Regions from separate parts of the Homo sapiens genome. Here all the other regions are linked to region 1. A link is an interaction called in ENCODE POLR2A ChIA-PET data of the cell type or tissue named here. Cell type or tissue: GM12878. All regions are shown on one strand. Region 1 has its middle 16 kb from the start of RNU6-1. Region 2 overlaps SMAD3 (SMAD family member 3). Region 3 overlaps IQCH (IQ motif containing H).

Evidence for each region. ChIA-PET counts read pairs that join two places held together with the same protein. Peaks named below come from ENCODE experiments on the same cell type or tissue, not always from the same donor. Only the 100,000 strongest peaks of a DNase experiment are listed, where the experiment ranks them.
Region 2: POLR2A ChIA-PET joins it to region 1 with 5 read pairs; 1 of 35 experiments calls an interaction of 5 or more read pairs at or near these places.
Region 3: POLR2A ChIA-PET joins it to region 1 with 7 read pairs; 2 of 35 experiments call an interaction of 5 or more read pairs at or near these places.

The regions. Positions count from the first base shown.
Region 1 is chr15:67,853,960-67,857,959 of GRCh38, reverse strand. No RefSeq gene overlaps it. Among named protein-coding and RNA genes, the nearest start is that of RNU6-1, 16 kb to the right of the region's middle. RefSeq lists an enhancer at 1,831-1,910. In GM12878, no CTCF peak of the experiment used is centred here; DNase peaks (open chromatin) are centred at 1,929 and 3,519; H3K27ac peaks cover 372 bases.
Region 2 is chr15:67,083,736-67,087,735 of GRCh38, reverse strand. All of the region lies in intron 1 of SMAD3 (SMAD family member 3), which reads right to left. Among named protein-coding and RNA genes, the nearest start is that of SMAD3, 20 kb to the right of the region's middle. RefSeq lists an enhancer at 3,967-4,000. In GM12878, no CTCF peak of the experiment used is centred here; DNase peaks (open chromatin) are centred at 1,735 and 2,307; H3K4me3 peaks cover 2,052 bases; H3K27ac peaks cover 3,779 bases.
Region 3 is chr15:67,372,652-67,376,651 of GRCh38, reverse strand. It overlaps IQCH (IQ motif containing H), which reads right to left. Exons shown (of 21, transcript NM_001031715.3): 9 at 3,990-4,000; 10 at 3,219-3,285. Among named protein-coding and RNA genes, the nearest start is that of IQCH, 120 kb to the right of the region's middle. RefSeq lists an enhancer at 3,305-3,826. In GM12878, no CTCF peak of the experiment used is centred here; no DNase peak of the experiment used is centred here.

The sequences.
Region 1 (4,000 bases):
AGTAGAGACTGACCTCAGGTGATCTACTTGCCTCGGCCTCCCAAGTGCTGGGATTCCAGGGGTGAGCTACCGCACCTGGCTATGAATTTTAAAATAAGAAAGAAGATGGCCGTTTTACATACTGCACATTGAGACTCATAGCATGCAATCTTCCTGAAAGTTACTCAAAGACACTCTGCAACTGCCTGAAACATAAGTTGAAAATCAAGAATTTAAGGAAATACAGTATGGCTGATGGTCTTTTTTCAAAGATGACCATATCAGCATATACATATGCATGTACATGTGTATACATGCACACACGTGTGTACATATGTGGGCACCCGCACATGTTCATCTTACAAAGTGATCTTGACACACTTCCATGGAAGTTGGGCAGAACTTTGTACCTGTCCCAACCACCAGGATGCAGCAGAAGTGACACTGAATGATTTCTGAGGCTAGGTCATAAAAGGCAATGGCTTCCACCTGGCTCGCTCTCTCTAGATGCTTGCCTTTGGAACTCAGCCACTATGTTGTGAGGGAGACCAGGCACACCAGAGGCCATGTGTGGGTGTTCTGGTCAATAGCCCCAGCGAGGCCTCCAGCTGAGTGACAGCCAGCACCAACTTCAGGTAAGCAAGCCTTCAGATGATTCTAGACAAGCTAGAGGCTCAACTTTGGAGTTTTACTGCGAGGCCTCAGACATTTCACATCTCCTTTGGAGGAGAGATAAGCCATCCCTGTTATACCTTGTCTAAACTGTAATGCACAGAAAGAGCAAGAGGTAATAAATGATTATTGTTTTAAGCATTAAGCTTTAGGATAATTAATTTTAATTTTTATTTTATGTTTTTTGAGACAGTCTCACTCTGTGACCCAGGCTAGAGTGCAGTGGTGTGGTCTCGGCTCACTACAACCTCTGCCTCCCAGGTTCAAGCAATTCTCCTGTTTCAGCCTCCCAAGTAGCTGGGATTACAGGCATGTGCCACCACACCCAGCTAATTTTTGTATTTTTAGTAGAGACAGGGTTTCACCATGTTGGCCAGGCTGGTCTTGAACTCCTGATCTCAGGTGATCCACTTGCCTCGGGCTGCCAAGGTGCTAAGATTACAGGCATGAGCTGCTGCACCTGGCCTATTTTATTTTTTGAAACAGTCTCTCTCTGTCACCCAGGCTGGAGTGCAGTGGCGCAATCTTGGCTCATTGCAACCTCTGCTTTCCAGGTTCAAGCAATTCTCCTGCCTCAGCCTCCCAAGTAGCTGGGACTACAGGCACACACCACCTTGCCTGGCTAATTTTTGTGTTTTTAGTAGAGACGAGGTTTCGCCATATTGGCCAGGCTGGTCTCCAACTCCTGGCCTCAAGTGATTGGCCTTCCTCGGCCTCTTCTAAAGTGCTGGGATTACAGGCACGAGCCATTGCACCTGGCCACTGTTTGGGGCTAATTTGTTTTACAGCCATAGTAAGTGGAGCCTGCAGGAAATGTGGAAACCATTTAAACACAGAGTATCAAATAAATAATGATAAACATGGCTAAAATTTGGATCCCAAATTTAAAACCAATTTTTTGTAAAAAGAAGACCTATATCATTTTAAAAAAGAGAGGTGTGATAACCTAGGCCTCTAATGAAGAGATATGGAAGGAGGGCCTGAAAAACTTCTCACTTTATATTGGAAGGGAGGCAAACATGGTAGATTTATTTTCAATCTGATAGAGAAACATGGTGTGTTAGGATGTTCTTGCATTGTGTAAAGAAACACCTGAGACTGGGTAATTTATAAAGAAAAGAGGTTTAAATGGCTCATGGTTCTACAGAGTGTACAGGAAGCCTGGTGCTAGGCATCTGTTTGGCTTCTGGGAAGGTCTCAGGAAACTTTTACTCCTGGGAGATGGCAAAGGGAGAGCTGCTGTTTCACATGGCAGAGCACGAGCAAGAGAGAGCGTGGGGGAGGTGCCACACTTTACAACAACCAGATCTCATGAGAACTCACTATCTCCGGGAAAGCATCAAGGGATTTACCCCCATGACTCAAACACCTCCCACCAGACCCCACCTCCAACATTGGGGATTACATCTCAACATGAGATTTGGAGGGGAAGTCCAAACTATACTACATGGGTTCAAAAAAGTTTTTAAAAATCTTCAAGGTGTTGGCAGAATTAAAACAATAGGCTATATAGCTATATACTTTTCAAATTACAGAAGATAAAAACAAATCATCAGCCAGGTACAATGGTGCACCTGTACTCCTAGCTACTCAGGAAGCTGAGACTGGAGAATCATTTGAGACCAGGAGTTCAAGTCCAGCCTGGCAACATAGCGAGACCATGACTCTAAAAAAATACATCATCGGCTGGGCACGGTGGCTCATGCCTGTAATCCCAGCACTTTGGGAGGCTGAGGCAGGTGGATCACAAGGTCAGGAGTTCAAGACCAGCCTGGCCAAGATGGTGAAACCCTGTCTCTACTAAAAATACAAAAATTGCAGGGCGCGGTGGCAGGCGCCTGTAATCCCAGCTACTTAGGAGGCTGAGGCAGGAGAATCACTTGAATCCAGGAGGCGGAGGTTGCAGTGAGCTGAGATCGCGCCACTGCACTCCAGCCTGGGCAACATAGCGAGATTCTGTCTTAAAAAAAAAAAAAAAAAAGGGCCAGGCGCGGTGGCTCACGCTTGTAATCCCAGCACTTTGGGAGGCCGAGGTGGGCGGATCATCAGGTCAGGAGTTCGAGACCACCCTGGCCAACACAGTGAAACCCTGTCTCTACTAAAAATACAAAAATTAGCTGGGCATGGTGGTGGGCGCCTGTAATCCCAGCTACTTGGGAGGCTAAGGCAGGAGAATCGCTTGAACCCGGGAGGTGGAGGTTGCAGTGAGCCGAGATTGTGCTACTGCACTCCAGCCTGAGCAACAGAGCTAGACTCCATCTCAAAAAAAAAATAAATAAATAAAAAATACATCATCATGCAATTTTGCTTATCATAGAAGGCAAAAACAAAAACAAACATGAAAAAGAGAAGGCATAAACCAAAATAAAAGAAATAAAACCAAACATGCCAACATAAAAATAAACGCATGATACTAAAAGCCAAAGACCTTCAAACTGGGTTAATACGATTTAAGTACTACAAGGTATCTATATTACTGTGTATCAGATATTTTGAAATAAAACCGCACTCTTTCCATCTGTAGGGTCCCTGCATTAGGCGAGCGTGCCTTTTAGGCCACCTCCTCATCAGTCCTGCCCTGCTCCCTGCTCAGAGGTACTGAGTGCCACAGTGTCCCCACAGACACAGGCAGAGACAGTCTAACGGAAGGGGTGAGGGTGGACAGAAGTGACTGCCTCAGAAAACCATACTTGAGTGTTAGGAGTGTGCTGCCCATTTGCTGGTGAGTGCAGCCCTGTACAGTGAATGAGGGCCTAAGCTTCTCCCTGCAAGCTTCCTGTCTGCAGGTTCTGGGCCACTTTAGAGGGCAAAGTATGCACAGGCCACCTACCATGTGACTTCCCCCAGCCCCAGTGGCAGGTTATTAGGGAAATTTCCATCTTGGACTCTGGCCAACAACTGACCACTAAGTTTTCTGAATGGTTCTCAGTTTTTGTCTTTTTCTGTGTCTCAAGTAGCTTTCGAATTTAAGTTGGAAGATGGCACATCAAGGAAGTTTGATCTGTGGTCATCTTAACTCTTGAAATCCTCTTATCTGTCCTTTGTAACAGAAGCTTTAAAGAAAAAAATGTGTCTATTAAGGCCAGGTGTGGTGGCTCACACCTATAATCCCAACACTTTGGGAGGCCAAAGTGGGAGGATCACTTGAGGCCAGGAGGTTGATGTTATAGTGTCGCCTAGGCGACAGAGCAAGAACTTGTCTCTATAAATAAATAAATAAATAAATAAGATTTAAAATTCAGGTGCTGTGCCAGGTGCTGGTGATACAGGAGACAGAAAGAAATTATTCAGGCAGATCGTGAGGGTAAGAGTCCTCGGCAGAAATTCCCTTTCAACAAAAAGCAGCCCA
Region 2 (4,000 bases), 770 kb after region 1:
TAAGAAATGCATACTTTGCTCTATACAGGGCTTTCTTATCTGCTCCTGATTACACTCAGCTAGTGACCATGAAATCTGGAATAATCACCCGCCGGGAAAGGAAAGCCTTGGCCACAACCAGGGCCTAACAAAGCCAGCTCTGCATTTACTGATGATCACACAACTTGCTCACATGACAATCTTGAGTTTTCTGATGCACAGATAATCACTCCCATCCATACCTGAAATGCAGCCACAGCTGAGAGGGTGCCAGGTGCCTACTGAAACCAAGAACAATCCTATTACACGGTATCTTAGGGTCCAAAGAGAAAAGAGTTTCCAACTGAAACTATGCAGGAAACTCAGGTGGGCAGATGGTAATCATCAAAGCAGGGATCTGGCAAAGAACACCCCCCCACTTGCAGACAAAGAAAAAACCTAGAGGAAAGTGTATTCCTGAAAGCAGAGAATTTTCATGGGAGCAAGAACATGAAGTCATTCTTGCTGCCAGTGAGGTGCCAACTAAGGCTGCTTCCCAGAGACACTGACATCACGTTAGAAAGGAGAAGAGGCTGGTGCTGTGGCTCATGCCTGTAACCCCAGCACTCTGGGAGGCTGAGGTGGGCAGATCACCTGAAGTCAGGAGTTCAAGACCAATCTGGCCAACATAGTGAAACCCCATCTCTACTAAAAATTAGCCAGGTGTGGTGGCAGGCGCCTGTAATACCAGCTACTTGGGAGTCTGAGGCACGAGAATCGCTTGAACCTGGGAGGTGGAGGTTGTAGTGAGCTGAGATCGCACCACTGCACTCCAGCCTGGGCAACAAGAGCGAAACTCCGTCTCAGAAAAAAAAAAAAAAAAGGAGAAGATATGCAATGTGATAGTGGGACCCGAGTGACTTGCTTTTGCTTGCTCAGGTCCACGTTCCTTGATCCATGTGTCCCATTCCACTCTCCATGCTCTGTCTTCTGATCCTCACTGTGTGGCCAGGACATAGAAGGTCTTCACTGCTATCACGTGACACTATAGTTCCTGAGGGCAGGAACTATATTTTCCATTTCTAAGAGTGCCTTGACAGATTCCTCATTGAGCTGAGAAAATAGCAACCTACATCTGGCATGTGTCTACAACTGCATCTCAAACCTTGTTATTTGTAAAGCTTCTCATACCATCCCCCTTCATCTGTGAAAGCCCTCAAGGGCTTTCAGCACTGATATAGTCTCCCCTCCTAGGGCGCATTTCACACCAATTAAGGATCCACAAGCCCATCCCTTTACCTGAATGAGATATTCCAACTTAGCTGCCCCTTCCCAGTTTGACCTTTTCTGTTAATATTTTAATGCAGAGAGATGTGTCCCATCAGATTTCTTAGGCTGTAGATACTGATTCCCTTCAAGGGCTGTTTAGATGCTACTGCTGATGAAGTGGCAGGACAGGATGCTCTCAGCCAAAGACAGGGACACTCTCTCACCAAAGCAGCAGGGAGTAACACACACCCCTACAGCCTTCACAGCCCCTAGAATCCACCGGGGCAATGCCAAAGAACTGACACTAAGGTATGCTGGAGTTGGCTAAGGCCTCTAACTTAGTTTCATGAAAAAAGTGTGGGCATTTGTAAGGGCCTGTTTAATCCATTCCAGCTCCACCCCCCTGCACCACCCCCCACTTTGTACTGTGAGTTTCTGAGCAGAAATAACCAACTACAGATGGTTTCACTACTTCAAAGATGTTGAGAAACCACTGACCCAGAGATAGGAGGGAACTGGAACTCCAAACCTCAGGGCAACTACTCACCACCAGCACTTGTGGTGACCAAATCAACACACTTCCAGAACCTAGAGCTGTTCTCTGTGTATGTGTGTGTGTGTGTGTGTGTGTGTGTGTGTGCACGCTTTTTTTTTGACCAACCACTATCACTTTCCACCCAGAACAGATGCCTGTAACACTGAACACAGCTTTACATAAGCATCTATGGCTGTGATTCTCAATCCCGGCCACATACCGGAATCACCTAGGAAAGTTAAAAAACATGGATTTCCCCAGGCCGGCCTGTAGAAATTTGAAATTCACTGGTCTCCAGGGGTGGTCTGAGCATCAAAATTTTTAAAAGCAGCCATGGTTGAGAACCTTCCATGGTAACACCAACAACCAATTGCAAATCATGAGGAATCAAGAATCCTAGCCCTCACAGCCCACCCTGAACCCCAAACCTCTTTCCATCCTGTCCTCAACTGCAGGCCCCCATTTCTAGTCCAGAGTTGACTATACAGTGATTCTGAAACTATTCAAATGAGTAATAGAGTCATTTCTTTGAATGCAAGTGCAGGAATCAGAGTTTTTAAGGTGGAAGAAACTTTAAAATCCTGCTAAGCCAACACCTTCAGTTTATAGAAGAGGAAGCCAGGGGCCAGGGCAGAAAAGTGACTCACCCAAGGTCCTGAAGCTGGTTCACAATGAGGCAGACCTAGAACCCAGGCCTGCTGCCTCTAATTCTCTCTCCTCCACACCAGAGGAGCCCCTATGGTGACAGCCGCTGGACAAAAACGGTGACAAAGGATGGGTCAGTTGTTTACTGAGCCGTATGCTTTCAGAGGCCATCCTCTAAATGCTTCACCTCTGAAATGCTCAGTCTCCTCACTGGCCTTAAAACAACTGAGGGCAAATATAGCCAAGATAGTGCTTCTCTTTAAAGATTCCCGAGCATCCTAGTCGATCATAATCCTCAAAGAATATACTTTCCGGCTGTCTGAGGTTCATGAAAAAAGCCATTAGCACAGAGTCTAACCCAGGTTTGAAAGGGCACTCTGTTGAGCAGCAGGTCTGAGGGACTGAAGCCAGCAGTAGATTCTAGTTTCTTACGGATAAGAGAGAGCTGATTGTTGGTTTCCACATCTCTAACCAACCTGTGAACACGTTTCCCTTCCTTCCTGTATTTTTATGGCACTACGGTTGGAATGCAGCCGGTGCCTAGAAGCACAGAAAACCTGTGCTTCAGGCTAAATTTGAATTCCTCTTTGCCTGCAGACTGATTTCCCCTACCCTGGGAGTCGGTTCTCAGGGGAGGTCTCATTTCACCCTGGGACGCTCCATGAGGGCAGAGCTATGTGTGACCATCCTCATCAGCAACGCATTGCAGCTCCTGGACCACTGTGTCTGATGGCACCACCACCAACAAAAGAAGCTCAGTAAATATGTGATGAATTAAACAACAATGATAATACAATTAAATAGGTCATTAAGGAATGGTTCCCCTCTGAAGGCAGAGCATCAGATGAAAACTTAGATTTGTCCCCCAGGAAAATATATGCATTGAGAAAACAGCCAAAGGCAAGAAGCCAAGGAGAGTTCAGAGGGCTATCATGAAAATCTGAGACTGGCCAGGCACGGTGGCTCATGCCTGTAATCCCAGCACTTTGGGAGGCCGAGGCAGGCAGATCACGAGGTCAGGAGATGGAGACCATCCTGGCTAACACAAAGAAACCCCGTCTCTACTAAAAATACAAAAAAAAAAAATTAGCCAGGTGTGGTGGCAGACGCCTGTAGTGCCAGCTACTCGGGAGGCTGAGGCAGGAGAATAGCATGAACCCCGGAGGCAGAGCTTGCAGTGAGCCGAGATCGCATCACTGCACTCCAGCCTGGGCGACAGAGCGAGACTCCATCTCAAAAAAAAAAAAAAAAAAAAAAAGAAAAAAAAAGAAAATCTGAGAACGGATACACAGATTCTTTCAGATTCTCCCTTCAAGCTTGTCATTTTGTAGAAGAGAAGACCAACACCCAGGAAGTCAAGTTGACTTCCCCAAAGTCATAAAGCCCATCTCCACCAGCAAGAGAGGCCAAGGACCCTCAACCTCACCCAGAAAACAGGATGCTAAGATCACAGTTTCTTTGGGTCTCATTTTATTTGTTCACTTGCTAATTCAACACTTTTTAGAACCTGGGGGCTCCAGTAATCATGAACATCAGAGTAGGTTGTGTGAGGAGAAAGAAGAAGAAATGGCAAACATTCAATTTCAGATATTG
Region 3 (4,000 bases), 480 kb after region 1:
TAACCAAATGCTTACAACTACAATATATTATGCAGTTATCAACTACTTAGCTTTCATTTGAAGGGTTCAAACAAGTTAGTGCAGCCCCAATTGGCTAGCAGCATGGTGTAATTATTTGTAGAGCTAATTCTACAGCAAATTTCCTATGGCAAGAGAAAAAGAGGACAAGGCTGCAACTTGTGTTAAATGCCTACCTGAACCAGACAATCCTACCAACTGATTTTGACTAGTGAATCTGTCTCAACTTTGGAAATGAAATTACTAGATTGAATAGATTAGTTTTCTTCCAGTACATTTAGAGAAAAAATTTGCTTCACTTTCATCCACTTCTATTTTTATGAATTGTATAGGTAAGTCCCTGGTGCATGAGACAAAGAAGTTTGTGGCATCTAGCTGAAATCTTCTTTAAGGACTCCCAGGGATGTGGTACACAAAAAAAGGGTACCCTATATCCTTAAAAATATATACATCGTTTGAGAATTCTATCTGTGGAATAGGTAGGAGATGACAGCTTGTTGTTACTTAATTTAATGTTCACAAGTCATTTGTATAAAATCCAAAGCACGGCCGGATGCGGTGGCTCACACCTATAATCCCAGCACTTTGGGAGGCCGAGGCTGGTGGATCACTTGAGGTCAGGGGTTCCAGACCAGCCTGGCCAACATGGTGAAACCCCGTCTCTACTGAAAATACAAAAATTAGCCAGGCATGGTGGTACATGCCTATAATCCCAGCTACTTAGGAGGCTGAGGCAGGAGAATTGCTTGAACCCGGGAGGCGGAGAATGCACTGAGCCGAGATCGCACCACTGCACTCCAGCCTGGGTGACAGAGTGAGACTCTGTCTCAAAAAAAAAAAAAAAAAAAAAATCCAAAACAAAGATTGTAGAAACAAATACTATATGATCAAAGCCCAGGTATTATTCTCTTTTGAAAGTGTGCAATTAATCTTTTAAAATGCTCAATTGAGAAGAAATCTGAGCTTGTTCTTATCTCTTAGAAATTACATAATTAGCAGTTTTTCTTTAAAATGGGTATCATGTTGTTAACAAACAAAAATTGCTACATTAGGGAAGACTTTCATATTTATTATGTATTTATTTAAACTGAATATGTGTAATCCAGAAGAAAACTAGTTTTAATATCATATTTAAAATAACGTTTTCTATTTCTAGCTTCTTTGACCAGATTATTCTCCCACTTAATTTATTTTATTTTATTAATTTTTTTAGACACAGTGTCTCTGTCATCCAGGCTGGAATGCAGTGGGATGATCATAGCTCACTGTAATCTCAAACTCCTGGGCTCAAGTGATCTTCCCTCCTTAGCCTTCCCAGTAGAAGGACTACAGGCCTGCGCCACCATGCCTCGCTAATTTTTGAAACTTTCTAAAACAGGGTCTCACTATGTTGTTCAGCCTAGTCTTGAACTCCTGGCCTCAAGCAATCCTCCCAAAGTGCTGGGAACTCCCACATAATTTTTATTCAGTAAGCCCTTTTGAAATTTTAAGACACTTTCACTCAAATTTTTTTATTACCTAGTTTACATAACGATTACTTTCAAATTTTTACTTCTTTGGAAACTCCTTTGTATCAAGCTTCTCTGCAGAGCAGACTGCATGGAAGTTTTTAGGAGGGTCAGAGGTGGGAGTATAGGAGTAAAGAAGTTTGTGTCTATCACACCTTTGTGCTAAGCAACTTTGCAAAGTGGGGGGCCCTGTATAGAGAAAGCAAAACAAAATTTCCCATATAATATCAGGTCTGGTCCACAATTAGTTGCAGAAGCAAAGCCTCCTGCACCTTATTCGAAGGACTCAAGTCAACTAATGAGGTCTGCAATTAGCCTCTTTGGTTGCAATCAACTACAAGTGCAATTTCTGTGTGTGAACTAATTTTGTGTGTAAAAGTAGTCTCATCAAAACAAAAGCCTAACTTAGAATGAAATTCAGATCCTATACCTCACTTAGATCCTAAGAAGAAACAAATTTCTTTCATGAGCCATGAGGTAGACCAAAACTAAAAGGCTCTGTGCAATGCAAGTATTTTCTTAACCTTCTGTAAGTACTTAGATCTAAGTACTCCAGAGTCTAGAAAAGATTGCCTTATTTTATTATTGATATTTTACTAATTTAAAAATAATTATATTGTATAATGATTTAAATGTTTTTTCTTTTCATATTACTGTTTAAATGTGTTATGTTTCTACACTACATGTAAGTACACAAACTGGTTATGCTCACATATGAATATGAATAAACTGCAATCCAGCATTCTGTTACAACAGATCACTTAATGCATTGCTCTACTTAAAAGACTTTAACAAAGAGCTAATATGTATGTAACAAAGAGATTCAATGGGTTGTGCTGCTTGTCAAAACTCTACCAAGTCAGCTTAGGAAATCTGACCTCACCAAGGAAATTTAACACACTAGTGAGATGCAAAACAAAACAAAACAAAATAAGGAAGCAAACAAATCCCAAACATGTTGACAGTAGCTCATGTCTTAAAAGAAACTCCAATGCAAATTTCTGAAATTCCCAATGTCATTTTGGCATACCTTTTTTACCAGTGTGTTTCAGACAACAGCTTTTAAGTTCCCCAATTCATAAATGTAATTAAATAATTACATTAGTGCTAATTAACATGAAACTGCAGATTATTTAAGTGCAAAAAACACTATTCAACTTCTTAATTATTCTTGTTCACACAGCATTTCCTTTTGCTCAGGCGCCCTAGGTGCAAATAAAGCATCCCATCTGCTCGTAATTAGAACTAAATAATTTCAGAGAATGTAGCTTATCATTTTGACTGCACATTTGATTAAAAACAGTGTACAAGCAATATCCTGGCTTATTGGCGTAACAGCAACAACACATACAAGCCTGTGTTCTTCTATCATTAAAGAAGATCGAAAACATTATCTGTTATTTCGGGGAAAAATACAACTTTTTAGTTCATTTCATACAGATGAAAGCGAATTACAGCAAATCACCTCTCCACTGAATAGCAGCCCCCACATAATGACTTTATTTGCTTAATCCCCAAATTAAACGCCGTTTCAAGCGAGGGTCCTGTGTTATTACTCTCATCATGTCGAGAACATTTTCCTGCCGAGACCAATTTGAATAAAACAAGGGGCCTTCCTTGAACTCAATCAAGGAGCCATAATGTGGTGGGTAATAGAGGTTGCTGATAGATTTGCAGGCAAAAGTGTTATACCTAATGATGGGATATGGATAATAGTCCTCCTGGAGGTCCTGATGCGATTCCAGTTGGCTGCCAGATGCTAAAAATCAAGAAGAGCATTGATCAGTGACAGGAAGCTGTAGTGGATTCATCTAGTCAAACTTCAGCTGTTTTTCCACTGTACAGTTAAGCCAGGCATAAATTATATTAATTGATTTAATTACATACTTAAAACATCTTCCCCAATTAATTTAATTAGGTGGCTACATGATGCTACTGGCAGGGGAAGATTAGAGGCAGCTCACTTAATTAACAGAATATGAATGAAAAAAAGAGAAAGCAAACATAAATGAAATTGTGAGCACTAATTAAAAGGCTGTCTGCAAACTTAAATACTTTCTGACAAAGTGGTGACAGCAATGTAGACAAGAGAGGATTTTTTTTTTCTGAGCAAATTAAAGTGCCAGAAGGTATATATAGGGAGAAAAAGTAATGCAGTTAAAACATTGATTTTCTGACAGAACTACCATAGTCAAAGTGAAGGGACTTTTTTTTTTTCTATAGAAAAATTGCAACAGATTTTGCAGGCACGAAAGCCAGATTCTTGATTAGGGCTAAACTATGATGCACAAACAAATGTGGGGTTTGTGCATCATACATTGAGGGGAGTGAAAGGCGTGGGAGTCTGAGGCAAGGAGAGTAGTTGGAAAGAGAAAGGGAAGATAGAGACAACTTATTACAACCGCTCAAGCACGAAATGTTTAGAAAAAGAGGTCTGCCTTAACAGCTGGCAGCCTTGTGCACCTTGGCTCGAA